4 separate regions of the Homo sapiens genome follow, and regions 1, 3 and 4 are each linked to region 2. Evidence: chromatin contacts called from ENCODE Hi-C or POLR2A ChIA-PET data. All regions are on one chromosome and are shown on one strand. The core of a region is the stretch at or near the end of the contact, and the rest is flanking DNA. Distances in the headings are between cores, read along the strand shown.

Region 1 (2,700 bases), core at 155-2,654, 880 kb before region 2:
CATCTGCAAAATCCCTTCACAGCAGCAGTAGATTAGTACTTGATTGAATAACTAGGTAAAGGCATGTGTGTACATGCATGCTGCAAAATGTTGCTGTCTCCTTTCTTTTCCCCACCTCTTAGGAGAGAATATCCTTTGACCCTACGTGGAAGCCTACAAGAAGGGGAATTCTGGGCAATGTGGTTCAGCCCAGCCACATCACATACTATTATTTAGTAGTCATGAAGAGAGAGACATAGGTAAAAACAGCAGTTAGTATTTCTTCATTCTGATATCTGGCAGCAAGTGAGTGATGCTACCATTATCGGCTAAAATCAGGAACTGGTATTAATGCATTTTGTTTTGTTTTGTTTTCTGCTTTATTCTCCTCTGTCATAGACAGTGAAGAGTAAGTGAAGAATTTGAGGGTCATCAGCCATTGTGAACTCATCAAAGTTAGTAGCACTTAAAATTTGCTTTTAAAATGAATGGAAAGATGTCCAAGTTTTCAATAGCACAAATATTTTTTTCTCATTTGTACCTTTTTTTTGTCTTTTGTATACAGATATTCCCACTCTGGCCACTGCCCAAAGGGGCTCTTATCTGAGGAATACTGCTGACTTCGTGTACCTAGTTTTACAGAGCCATCTTTCTGAAGCATAAATTAGATTACATTATTCTACAGCTTAAATCCCTCCATGAACTTCCCATCACCCAAGAGTGGATCTGAAACGCCTTAGAGTGTCATTCAAGACCCTTCTGTATGTGGCTGCCATGCATTTTTTTCAACTTTATTTCCAGCCTTGCAATGTACATACATCCATCTCTGTCCCACGCCCTCTGCAGGGCTTTTTGGTTCCAGAACGTGCCATGTGCTTTTCTCCTTTGGAGCTCTTTGAATAGGATGCCCTTCCTCCCTTGTCTGCCTGTAGATAGAAAAATCCTGTGCATTGGTGAGTTGGCCCTGACCACCATTTTCTTAGCATGCTGAATTACTTCTGTTCCCCTCTGTGTTTGCACAGCTTTGTTTGTGCACAGTAGACTTTTGGCTGGGCCATGTAGACTGCCTCCTCCATGAGTTTGCCAGCTTTTTGAGGACAATGTCTGTTTTATTCATCCTCGAATTCTCAGTGCCTAGCAGAGTGCATAGCACAGGGTAGTTATGCAATACATATTGGAGTAAAGGAATACAGTTCAAAAAAACAGTCTCATTAACAGATGCAAACCAACTCCTCTCATGACGCAGAGAATCTAAGCTCAAACAAATTACCAGAGTTGGCAGTTGAAGTACTATATATAGACAGAACTTAATAAATGCTTTTCTTTGTCTTAAGCCTTTGATGACAGTGATGTGTTTTTATGAACGTAGATAACCACAAGCAGATGTGTCAAAGCTCTTTTGTCCAGGAATAAACTGAGTTTCGTCATCATCTTGACAGTACTTTCCTGGATGAGTGTTCAGGAAACATGAAAAGTTTTTAAACAATTCAACAAATGTGTAATAAAAGTTTGTTACCTTGTTTTATTTGTTGTTATATTGTCTCTTGGCTTGAGTTTTTATTTGGGAAGCTAATAGAGAGACGGGATATTAGAAAACCAGAGGCAAACTGCTTGGTTTATTGAAGCACTAACTGAATGAATGCAGGTATACGAGTAATCCAGGAATCCCATGCATTAAGGAAAAATTTATTTCTATCACCTCTGTATTGTTGTTACCTTGTGAACCTGGCTTGGTTTTTTCAGCAGTTGGTAAACTGATAAGCCTGTTTCTCACTCTGTCATTCATCTCATCAGTTTACCAGCCCAGAAATACTCCTTTCAGTCTTTACAAAAAAAAAAAAAAAAAAAAAGAAGTGCAGATGCACTCACAAACACAAAAGTTAATTTATTATTATTTTTTTTTTTTTGAGATGGATTTTTGCTCTTGTCACAAGGCTGGAGTGCAATGACGCGATCTCAGCTCACAGCAACCTCAACCTCCCGGGCTCAAGTGATTCTCTGGAGCAGCTGGGATTACAGGCGTGTACCACCATGCCCAGCTAATTTTTGTATTTTTAGTAGAAATGGGGTTTCACCATGTTGGCCAGGCTGGTCTCAAACTCCTGATCCCAGGTGATCCACCAGCCTCAGCCTCCCAAAGTGCTGGGAGTATAGGCATGAGCCACTGCTGCACCCGGCTGAATTTTTTTCTTGAGGCTGACAATCATACAATTTTTTTTTTCTTACAAAATATTTTTCTAGTTTTTTTTTTCTTAAAAAAAACCAAGTTGGTTCTAATAATATCTAAATTTCATTAAATTACCAGGGAAAAAATATTTTCTTTTCCTAAATGAGAATTCAGTGATAATATGCTTGCTGCTCCATAGAAGGTGGCTGTTCTTTAACTTGTATCAACCTTCCTTGTTTGTACCATGCCCCCAACACACATACACATACCACACCATACCATGAATATTAACAAGGGAAAAATGGCCTGAATTTTATTTTCTGGGTATGATGACATTCAAATGAGTTATAAAATATGCAAATGTATTTTAGATTCCTTTCTTGGTGCACAAATCCATAACATTTTTCTCCTAGGTTGATAATATGGTCATGAAGTTCTTGGGTGCTGCATTTTGTACAACCAGCTCTTGCAATGTGAGAGAACCATCATCCACTTGGGGGCACCCAGGTACTTAATGAAAAAAAAAGAAGGCATTGCCAAGAGAAAGTAATTTG
Region 2 (2,700 bases), core at 168-2,667:
GTCTCCACCTCCCAGGCTCAAGTGATCCTCCCACCTCAACCTCCCTAGTAGCTGGGACCACAGGTGCACAGCACCATGCCCAGCTAAGTTTTCGTATTTTTGGTAGAGACGGGGTTTCACGATGCTGCCCAGGCTGATCTCGAACTCCTGAGCTCAGGGAACCCACCTGCCTCAGCCTCCCAACGTGCTGGGATTACAGGCATGAGCCACTGCTGTAATGGCTCCTTTGTATATTAGCTAGAGGCTGAATTCAGTACATGAGAGGGCAGTAACTTATTGCGAAAGTTAAATTGGACCTGTTTGAAAGATATGTGTAAACTGTAGAGTCATACAGGAATGTGAGATATGGGATTATTCATGAGACAGCAATAGGAAATCAAAGTTACCACATAAATGCGGGTGTGGGATGGGAAATAATTTCCTAGATCACCTCCCCAAGATAGGATACTGCGGTAGGTTGCGAAATGAAACTGTGAAGGGGGAGCACATCTCTTTTAAGAACCTTTCTATGGCAGTCTACAAGCTCTAGGTCAATTTTGAAGACCATCCAAGCGTTCTAATGTGCCAGGGTTAAACCCCAAACTCTAAGGAATGCCAATGCCAGGAGGAAAGAATGGATGAGTCGGCAGAACACCTCTCTGGACCCACAATGCCGTAGGAGTCAGACACCCTTCGCCTCCACAACTTCCCAACAGCCTTTGGTGTGAGAAGTGGGTTAATTCATTTCACTGCTGGCTTGTTAGCTGGCGGACGCTTCGGGAGTTCCCACCCCAGGGAGCAGTGCTGACTCTACAGGGGCATCCGGCGGCAGTCGCTGCCAAAAATCTCACCAAGGGGTGAATGGGGGGTCCTCAGGACCTGCGGTGCCGAGCTGGGTAATAAAATACTGCACCTGAATTCTTCTTTAAGGACCAGGAGGAGGTTCGAACCCCAAGAAAGGCTGCAAGCTGAACCAGAAGCTCGAACCCAAAGTTCGCTTCACAGCCAGCCACACTGGCACTCGCTGAATCTGCGCGCCTCGCGAGTTCTGACGATCGTCATGTGATAACTGCCACGCACCTGATGGCAGGGGCCATTGGGTGCTTTGCTTGGTTCCCATTAAAGTCGACTGCGACCCGAACGCAACAAACCTAAGAGTTGGAAGGCGCAAGTTCCTCTGCCAGCGAGCTCACCCTCGGCAACCAGACTGCTGAAAGTGCGCTCCACGCCGGAAGTGCACTAATCCGCAGCACGTGGGGTTGCCAGGGCGCTCTTCACGTGACTGGGCGGAGCCTCGGGAATCTGGTAGCCAATGGTAGCCCGAGAGGGCGGTGCCTGTGACGCTCCGGGGCCTATCCCGGAAATAGGGCTGAGTGGGGGCGGGTAAGGGCGGGGAGGCTGGGGTGTGGAAAGTGTGGCGGCCCCGCCCCGTCTCTTGGAACTGCCGCGGCCGCCACCGCCGCTGCCGGCGCCGCTGCTGTAGGGGACCAGCGCGGGTGCGCAGACGAAAGGCGCTCTTTGCCAGCTGAAAGGTGAAGACCTGGGGAAAAGCTGGTGGGGAAAAGCTGGTGGGGATGGGGCCAGAGTGAGGCAGGGCCGGGGAAGGCGCCCAGAACTGAGCGCTGACCGAGAGAAAGAAGGAGAATGGATGGGGGAACAGAGGCGAGCGCGGGACCCGCCGGGGCTCAGGCCCTAGTGGGGCCGGGCCGGGCCGAGCTGAGCCCTGGATGCCGGCAGAACAGGGGGCGCCTGTGCGGCCGCGGCGGCGACGTTGAAGGGTGGAGGGCGGGGTGCGCGCCAGCTAGCAGAGGGCCGGGTGCTGCTGGCCAGGTTCTGTTACCCCGCATCCTTCGCGGGGACCTGCGGCCTGGGCTGGGTCCCCCGCAGTAGGGTTCGGGGCGGCGGCCGAGGGCTGGGCGGCGGGGGAAGGTCGCCGGCTTCTGCGGTGGGGCGATGGGGGCCGCAACCTGCTGTTTCCAGCACGGAGGAGCGCCCAGGGCGGGTGTCCCCACCCTCAGCGAGCTCCTCTGCGACTTCTCATCCCACCTCCCCAAGCAGTAGCTGGAAAAGTTTGTAGAGGCCAGAGTTAGAAAGTGGCCACTAGTCTAGGGTGGGTGTTCCTTACATGCAGAAATAACGGGCCCATGATGCTTGGCACATAACTTGTCCGAAATGAGACGTTTCCCTGCCTACATACCCGTTGTTAAAAAGCAAACACAAACTTTTTGTGTAGTTCCCACGGAAAAACTACCATCTCCCCTGCCCACCATGGCAGACGAAATTGATTTCACTACTGGAGATGCCGGGGCTTCCAGCACTTACCCTATGCAGTGCTCGGCCTTGCGCAAAAACGGCTTCGTGGTGCTCAAAGGACGACCATGCAAAATAGTGGAGATGTCAACTTCCAAAACTGGAAAGCATGGTCATGCCAAGGTAAGTACCCTTGCAGATCAGGCTTTGGCTTCGGCGTTGGGACTTTGATCATTTGTATTCCGTTACAGATCATGAGATTTCTATACTTAAAATTTTGTAATAAGCACTATTTTTTCCTTCCCACAATTACTGGGTAATCAGTTATTACGTTGAATACTTAAAGGTAGCATTCCCTTCTTGGGCCCTTACAATGTTCATTAACTGGGAACTGAAACTTTCCTGAATCCTAGTGACCTATAAGATCTATTTAGTTTACAGATGAGAAAACCTGTTCTAGCAATTCTAAGA
Region 3 (2,700 bases), core at 81-2,580, 870 kb after region 2:
AGGTCCTCCTCCCTGCAATTCGCATAGCAACCAAGCTGATCCTCACTGACAATTTCCAAATAACTATAATAACTCTATTCTGGAGATATCACAAGTGCCGGTCTTAGAGCTTGTCAAATGTATACATATATGTTTATATTTATATATAAATGCACAAAAGCACACAAGAAACCATTTCACTCGAAGCAATAACAATCCTGAGAGCTAAACACTCGTTCATGTCTTTTGTGATGCTTCTCGGTGGGGGTTATCTCTGGGATTTAAGCGACACTTCCCCTTACCGGAGACATTTGCGCAAGTGTAGGACGAAGCGAGAGCGGTTCCTTCCAGCCGAACCTGCCTCCGGAGGCCCGGTCCGTGCGTTCGTCTCCGGACTGCAGGGGGCGGCCCTGCCACCACCTCGAGGCCACCTGCGCAGGTGAGAAAAGGAGTTTCAGTCTCCGGGTTCCTGGGGGTGGTCGCAGGTAATCTAGAGGGAATTTTGAGCCAGCCAGGATGGTCATCCAGGAACCTACCCGGACGCAACGGCCTCGGAAAACAAATAGCCGGGCAAGGCCCTGGGGCTTAATCCCAGTGGCGGGCGCGGGCGGGGGCGCCGTCCCCAACGCTCGAGGCCAGGGGAGGGGAGGCAAAGTCGGCCCCAATGAATGCACGCACGCGCGCGCGCGCGCGTGTGTGTGAGACTATTCACCTCTGGGCGCCAGGAAAGAGCGAAGAGTTGCATACACCCATTTCTATAACCTTGCTGGGTTTGTCATGTTTAAAAAGCATCTCCCCTGGAGAGAGGGTGGCGAGTCTCTGGGTGCGGGACACGCCCATTCCCCAGACCCCCTGCCCTCAAACCCACGACAGACCCCAGTTGCTAAGGCTCCGCGGTAATCCCCATCCCGAAGCAGGAAGGCTCGGGCGTCCGGGCTCCACTCCTGGATCTCTTAAGTAGCAGAGAACCCCCAGCCCCTGAGTTCCTGCAAAGGAAATTCCTTCCCCTCCCAGGCGCGCTGAACGCCCGGCCAGGGAGGCTGGGAGCGGCGCGGGGACCGTTCGCCGCCCCGAGGCTGGGACGCCGGTGGCGAGAGCGCCGGGCGCCCTCCACCTGCGCCCGCACTCACCCGAGGATCGATGGCTGTCGGCTCCGCAAGGTTGAGGCCCCGACACCTGCAGCGCCCGTGCCCAGGTGACCGCCCGAGGGAGGGGCGAGGGCCCAGCTCGCCCGCCTGGTCCCGCCCCGCCCCGCCCCGCCCCGCGCGCTCCCGGGAGGGGCAGGGGAGCACGGCCCCGGGACCCCGCGGCGACCCTGCTGTGGCTCAGCCGGCTCCAGACCAGGAAATGCGGGCGTCAGAGACGGGCAACCTTTGAGCGCGCACGTCCCGTCCGGGCCCAACGAAACAAGGGCCGGAGGGCGCCGCCTGCCGGCGGGACGGAAAGATATCACAGAGACTGTCACCCCCCGCCGGCTAGGAGAGGGCTGAGTTGAGGCTGGCAGAGGGACGCAGCCAGGGGTGCGCAGTGCGGGAGCCGCTTGGGGGCTCAGTGAGACCCCCTTCCTCATGCCACATCTTGAGGACCCGGCCCCTGTCCTAGGAGCTCCCCATCTCCCCAGCAGGCGGGCGAGCGGGGGCCACTGGGTCAGGGCCTCTCCTTCCCTTACCTCTGCAAATGTAAACTTGGCAGTTGTCTCCAGATAAGAGTTTACACAGGGTGGCCAGGCGGTGGCTCATGCCTGTAATCCTAGCACTTTGGGAGGTCAAGGTGGGCGGATCACTTGAGGTCAGGAGTTTGAGACCAGCCTGGCCAACATGGTCCACGTTGGTCCCCATGTCTACTAAAAATACAAAAATTAGCCGGGCTTGGTGGCACGCACCTGTAATCCCAGCTATTTGGGAAGCTGAGGCACGAGAATCGCTTGAACCCAGGAGGCGGAGGTTGCAGTGAGCTAAGACCGCACCACTGCACTCCAGCCTGGGCAGCAACAGCAAGACTCCGTATCAAAAAAAAAAAAAAAAAAAAAAAAAAAAAAAAAAAAGAGTATACACAGGGTGACAGAACTTCTTGAAACTTGTATGCTTCTAAGCAACCGCCTGCAGTGTACTGTGAATTCAGATTTTTAAATAAAAATCTGCAAATATTAAATAGCCCATATATTGCATTGCCTTTTTTGTGTCAACAGTGCTAATTTGTTGTCATTCAACAAATATTTGTTGAGCACCTACGACTTGCCGGTCATTTAAACATTTAAAATATCGAACAATTAGGCCAGCGCAGTGGCTCAAGCCTGTAATCCCAGCACTTTGGGAGGCCGAGGCGGGTGGATCACTTGAGGTCACGAGTTCAAGACCAGCCTGGCCAACATGGTGAAACCCTGCCTCTACTAAAAATACAAAAATTAGTTGGGCGTAATGGCACATGCCTGTAGTCCCAGCTACTTGGGAGGCTGAGGCAGGAGAATGACTTGAACCCAGGAGGCAGAGGTTGCAGTGAACCAAGATCACGCCATTACACTCCAGCCTGGGCAACAGAGACAGACTTCATCTGAAACAAATAAAATAAAATAAAATATTGCACAATTTCTTCCTTCTCCTCTTCACGCAGAGCCTTGAACAAGGGGAGTGTCCTGAGCCTCTCAACCTCTCTGAGTGTCATAGCAGTTAGAGATTAAAGATGACCATGTCCATACACGTTTGTATCTCTCCACAATGTCAG
Region 4 (2,752 bases), core at 177-2,676, 570 kb before region 2:
CCAGCACACTGGGAGGCCGAGGTGGGCGGATCACCTGAGGTTGGGAGTTAGAGACCAGCCTGACCAACATGGAGAAACCCTGTCTCTACTAAAAATACAAAAAATTAGCCAGGCGTGGTGGCGCATGCCTGTAATCCCAGCTACTCGGGAGGCTGAGGCAGGAGAATCACTAGAACCCAGGAGGTGGAGGTTGTGGTGAGCCGGGATCGCACCATTGTGCTCCAGCCTGGGCAACAAGAGCGAAACTCTGTCTCAAAAAACAAACAAACAAACAAACAAACAAAAAAACCACACACTAGAAAGTGGGCACAGAATCGTTGTGGAGAGATTGTCTGTGTTAATAATTTGATCATTCTAAGGCATTGAGGACTGTTTAAATTCAATTCCAGCTATCAACGAGGTAAAATGTGTTTTAAAAATAAATATGGAGAAAAATAGAAATTTTCATGGAGAAGTGAGGGGAGCAGATCACTTCTCAAAGACTGTAGAGAGACTTTACAGACCTCACGGGTAGAATCTCAGCCTTAGAATTAGGAATTATAGCAACAGCTAACTTGGCTAACCATCCCCCTGGGCCAGTACTCTTACAGACATTATCTCATTTATTCCACTTGATAATACCATGAGATAAATGCTATTATATCCCCGTTTTTCTAAATAAGAAAATAAATACTTCGAAGACTTAAGTAACCTTCCCAAAGTCATACGGCTGGAAAGGGGCTGCCTCAATCCCAAGCATGTGGTCTGCCAAGAAAGGGAGGTGCTGGCAAGGAGGAAGGAATGACAACCAAGAGGAATCTTGAAGAGGAAAGGGGTAACCTGTGGTCATTCCATTTAGATGGCCTCATCCAAGACTGTGACCTTCACACCTCCCAGCTGCATTCCCAATGTGTTCCCTGTGTACCCAACTCCAGGGGCACCATTCACAGATAGTACACTGTGAGTAGCGGCAAAGCAGCTGCCTGCTGCCATCATGTCATCATAGGTAGCAAAGTGGCTTATGAAAAGAAGATTGCAAGGTAAGTGTGTGTAGTGGGTACTGGGACAAAAAGAAAAATTGGAAAGGGATTCTGGGGAATGTGATAAGGAGTGAACTAGAAATAAATGAAGGATCAGGTGGCAGCACTCCACTGAGGTCAGGAACAGGGAAAGATACAGGGTTCGCTTCATCAGGAAGGGAAGGAAAAGGGAACTTTGGTTTAGAGACTTTAGGAGAGATACAAAGCATCCCTTAACAGTTCTAGGACTCTTAGAACAGGGAGAGAGAGGGCTGGGAGTTCTGTGTGAGAAGGGACTGAGAAGGTGGAAGGAAGAAAGCCACAGAAAAACCGTGCCCACTGCATAGTTTCACCAGACTATTTCTGAGCTTTTTTGTTGTTGTTGTAGATGGTGAGGTGGAAAAGAAAACAGGTTAGTGATTGGTCCTTTTACTTAAAAAAGAAATACTCAGGAAGTTTTGATGACTCAGTAATGAAAGTGATAATGTTTTTGAAGTGTGAAGCATGTAAGATGAATTTTTTTGTAGTTGTTTTTTGTTTAAATTGGAAATGGGGCTATTTTTCCACCTATGAAAGATATATTTCAATTATGGAAGATGATATTTCTACCCACAAGTCAGTTTGGCAACAATGCATTGGATTTCACCTTTGATTTTGTTTTTTTGGGTTTTTTGAGACCATGTTTCGCTCCTGTCACCCAGGCTGGAGTGCAATGGTGTGATTTCAGCTCACTGCAACCACCGCCTCCTGGGTTCAAGAGATTCTCCTGCCTCAGCCTCCCGAGTACCTGGGATTACAGGCACCCGCCACCACGCCTGGCTAATTTTTTGTATTCTTAGTGGAGACGGGTTTCACTATGTTGGCCAGGCTGGTCACAAATTCCTGACCTCAGGTGATCCACCCACCTCAACCTCCCAAAGTGCTAGGTTTACAGGCGTGAGCCACCGCGCCTGGCCCTTGCCTTTGATTTTGGATGGCCAGGCTCTAAATGTTTCAACCGACCTCTGGTGGTTATTCTCCTGGTATGCCCACTACAGTATAGATGTGCAGTCTCCACCAACTCACCAAATGACTGACTGACAGACAGGACCAGTCTCAAAACCCTATATTAAGGTTTAGTCCCCAGCTAAAGTTATAATAATATTTTTAAATTACGGTAAACCCAATAACCATATCTGAAATTTCTCAGAAATTCTAAAATAGCTTTTAAAAAGATCTTAAAATGGAAGATGAATCAATTCAAATACATTTGAGAAGACCTATTCACGGTGGCTTAAAATCCAATATTTGCATTCATGGTGAAATTCTTAAGCACTTTTCTGATGAACGTTAATGGGATTAAAGCTTGTTCTGGAAATCATTTACTGACCTATCCAACTGACTACTAGTCAAGGATTGAGTGAACTTTAGACGTTCTGTCTTTTTCAATCTGTCCTATATTGAGTATCTTACCAGTCTCTTTTTCTATAAAATAAAGCAGTGAATATTTGAATGAACTTGTTAGGGGCCTTTTTTCTTGCATGATATAAAAGCATTGTGGTAATAAAACTTCCATATATGTTCATAATTAAATGATCAGAAAAGTTTTCTTAAATAGCACGTAACAAAAATAATAATGATTCTTTAAATATCATCTAATACCAGGTCATATTTGTATTTGTTGCTGTATTCAGGTTATCACTAAGCTTACTAAAATTCAGGAATCACAGGCCTCTGTTATACAGAAACTCAATAAGGTAATAACAAGCTTTGGC

What was found. Hi-C counts contacts between places; a loop is a spot of excess contacts on that map. ChIA-PET counts read pairs that join two places held with the same protein, here RNA polymerase II (POLR2A). Pooled maps may share reads with other maps.
Region 1: a map with no recorded cell type shows a loop between it and region 2 (3-fold over the local background). The contact joins the enhancer-like site here to the promoter of EIF5A2 in region 2. A Hi-C loop is called at or near these places in 1 of 37 single-sample maps with no recorded cell type and 3 of 50 pooled maps. POLR2A ChIA-PET finds 5 or more read pairs at or near these places in 1 of 52 experiments (activated naive CD4-positive, alpha-beta T cell).
Region 3: a map of CD4-positive, alpha-beta memory T cell shows a loop between it and region 2 (4-fold over the local background). The contact joins the promoter of GPR160 here to the promoter of EIF5A2 in region 2. A Hi-C loop is called at or near these places in 2 of 168 maps with a recorded cell type or tissue (CD4-positive, alpha-beta memory T cell and naive thymus-derived CD4-positive, alpha-beta T cell) and 6 of 50 pooled maps.
Region 4: a pooled map shows a loop between it and region 2 (2.6-fold over the local background). The contact joins the enhancer-like site here to the promoter of EIF5A2 in region 2. A Hi-C loop is called at or near these places in 1 of 168 maps with a recorded cell type or tissue (naive thymus-derived CD4-positive, alpha-beta T cell) and 8 of 50 pooled maps. POLR2A ChIA-PET finds 5 or more read pairs at or near these places in 1 of 52 experiments (activated B cell).

Annotation. Positions count from the first base shown.
Region 1 is chr3:171,787,380-171,790,079 of GRCh38, reverse strand. The region is part of intron 1 of PLD1 (phospholipase D1); the gene reads left to right. Among named protein-coding and RNA genes, the nearest start is that of PLD1, 22 kb to the left of the region's middle. Within about 2 kb of position 1,404, at least 4 of the 41 ENCODE cell types and tissues checked have a DNase peak (open chromatin) inside an H3K27ac peak, as active enhancers do.
Region 2 is chr3:170,907,354-170,910,053 of GRCh38, reverse strand. EIF5A2 (eukaryotic translation initiation factor 5A2) reads left to right here and starts at 1,417. Exons shown (of 5, transcript NM_020390.6): 1 at 1,417-1,511; 2 at 2,213-2,412. The coding sequence starts at 2,248. RefSeq lists a silencer at 1,757-1,896.
Region 3 is chr3:170,036,625-170,039,324 of GRCh38, reverse strand. It overlaps GPR160 (G protein-coupled receptor 160), which reads right to left and starts at 1,330. Exons shown (of 4, transcript NM_014373.3): 1 at 1,110-1,330; 2 at 282-410. RefSeq lists silencers at 306-355, 516-565, 876-1,355 and an enhancer at 1-450.
Region 4 is chr3:171,479,370-171,482,121 of GRCh38, reverse strand. No RefSeq gene overlaps it. Among named protein-coding and RNA genes, the nearest start is that of TNIK, 20 kb to the right of the region's middle. Within about 2 kb of position 1,426, at least 4 of the 41 ENCODE cell types and tissues checked have a DNase peak (open chromatin) inside an H3K27ac peak, as active enhancers do.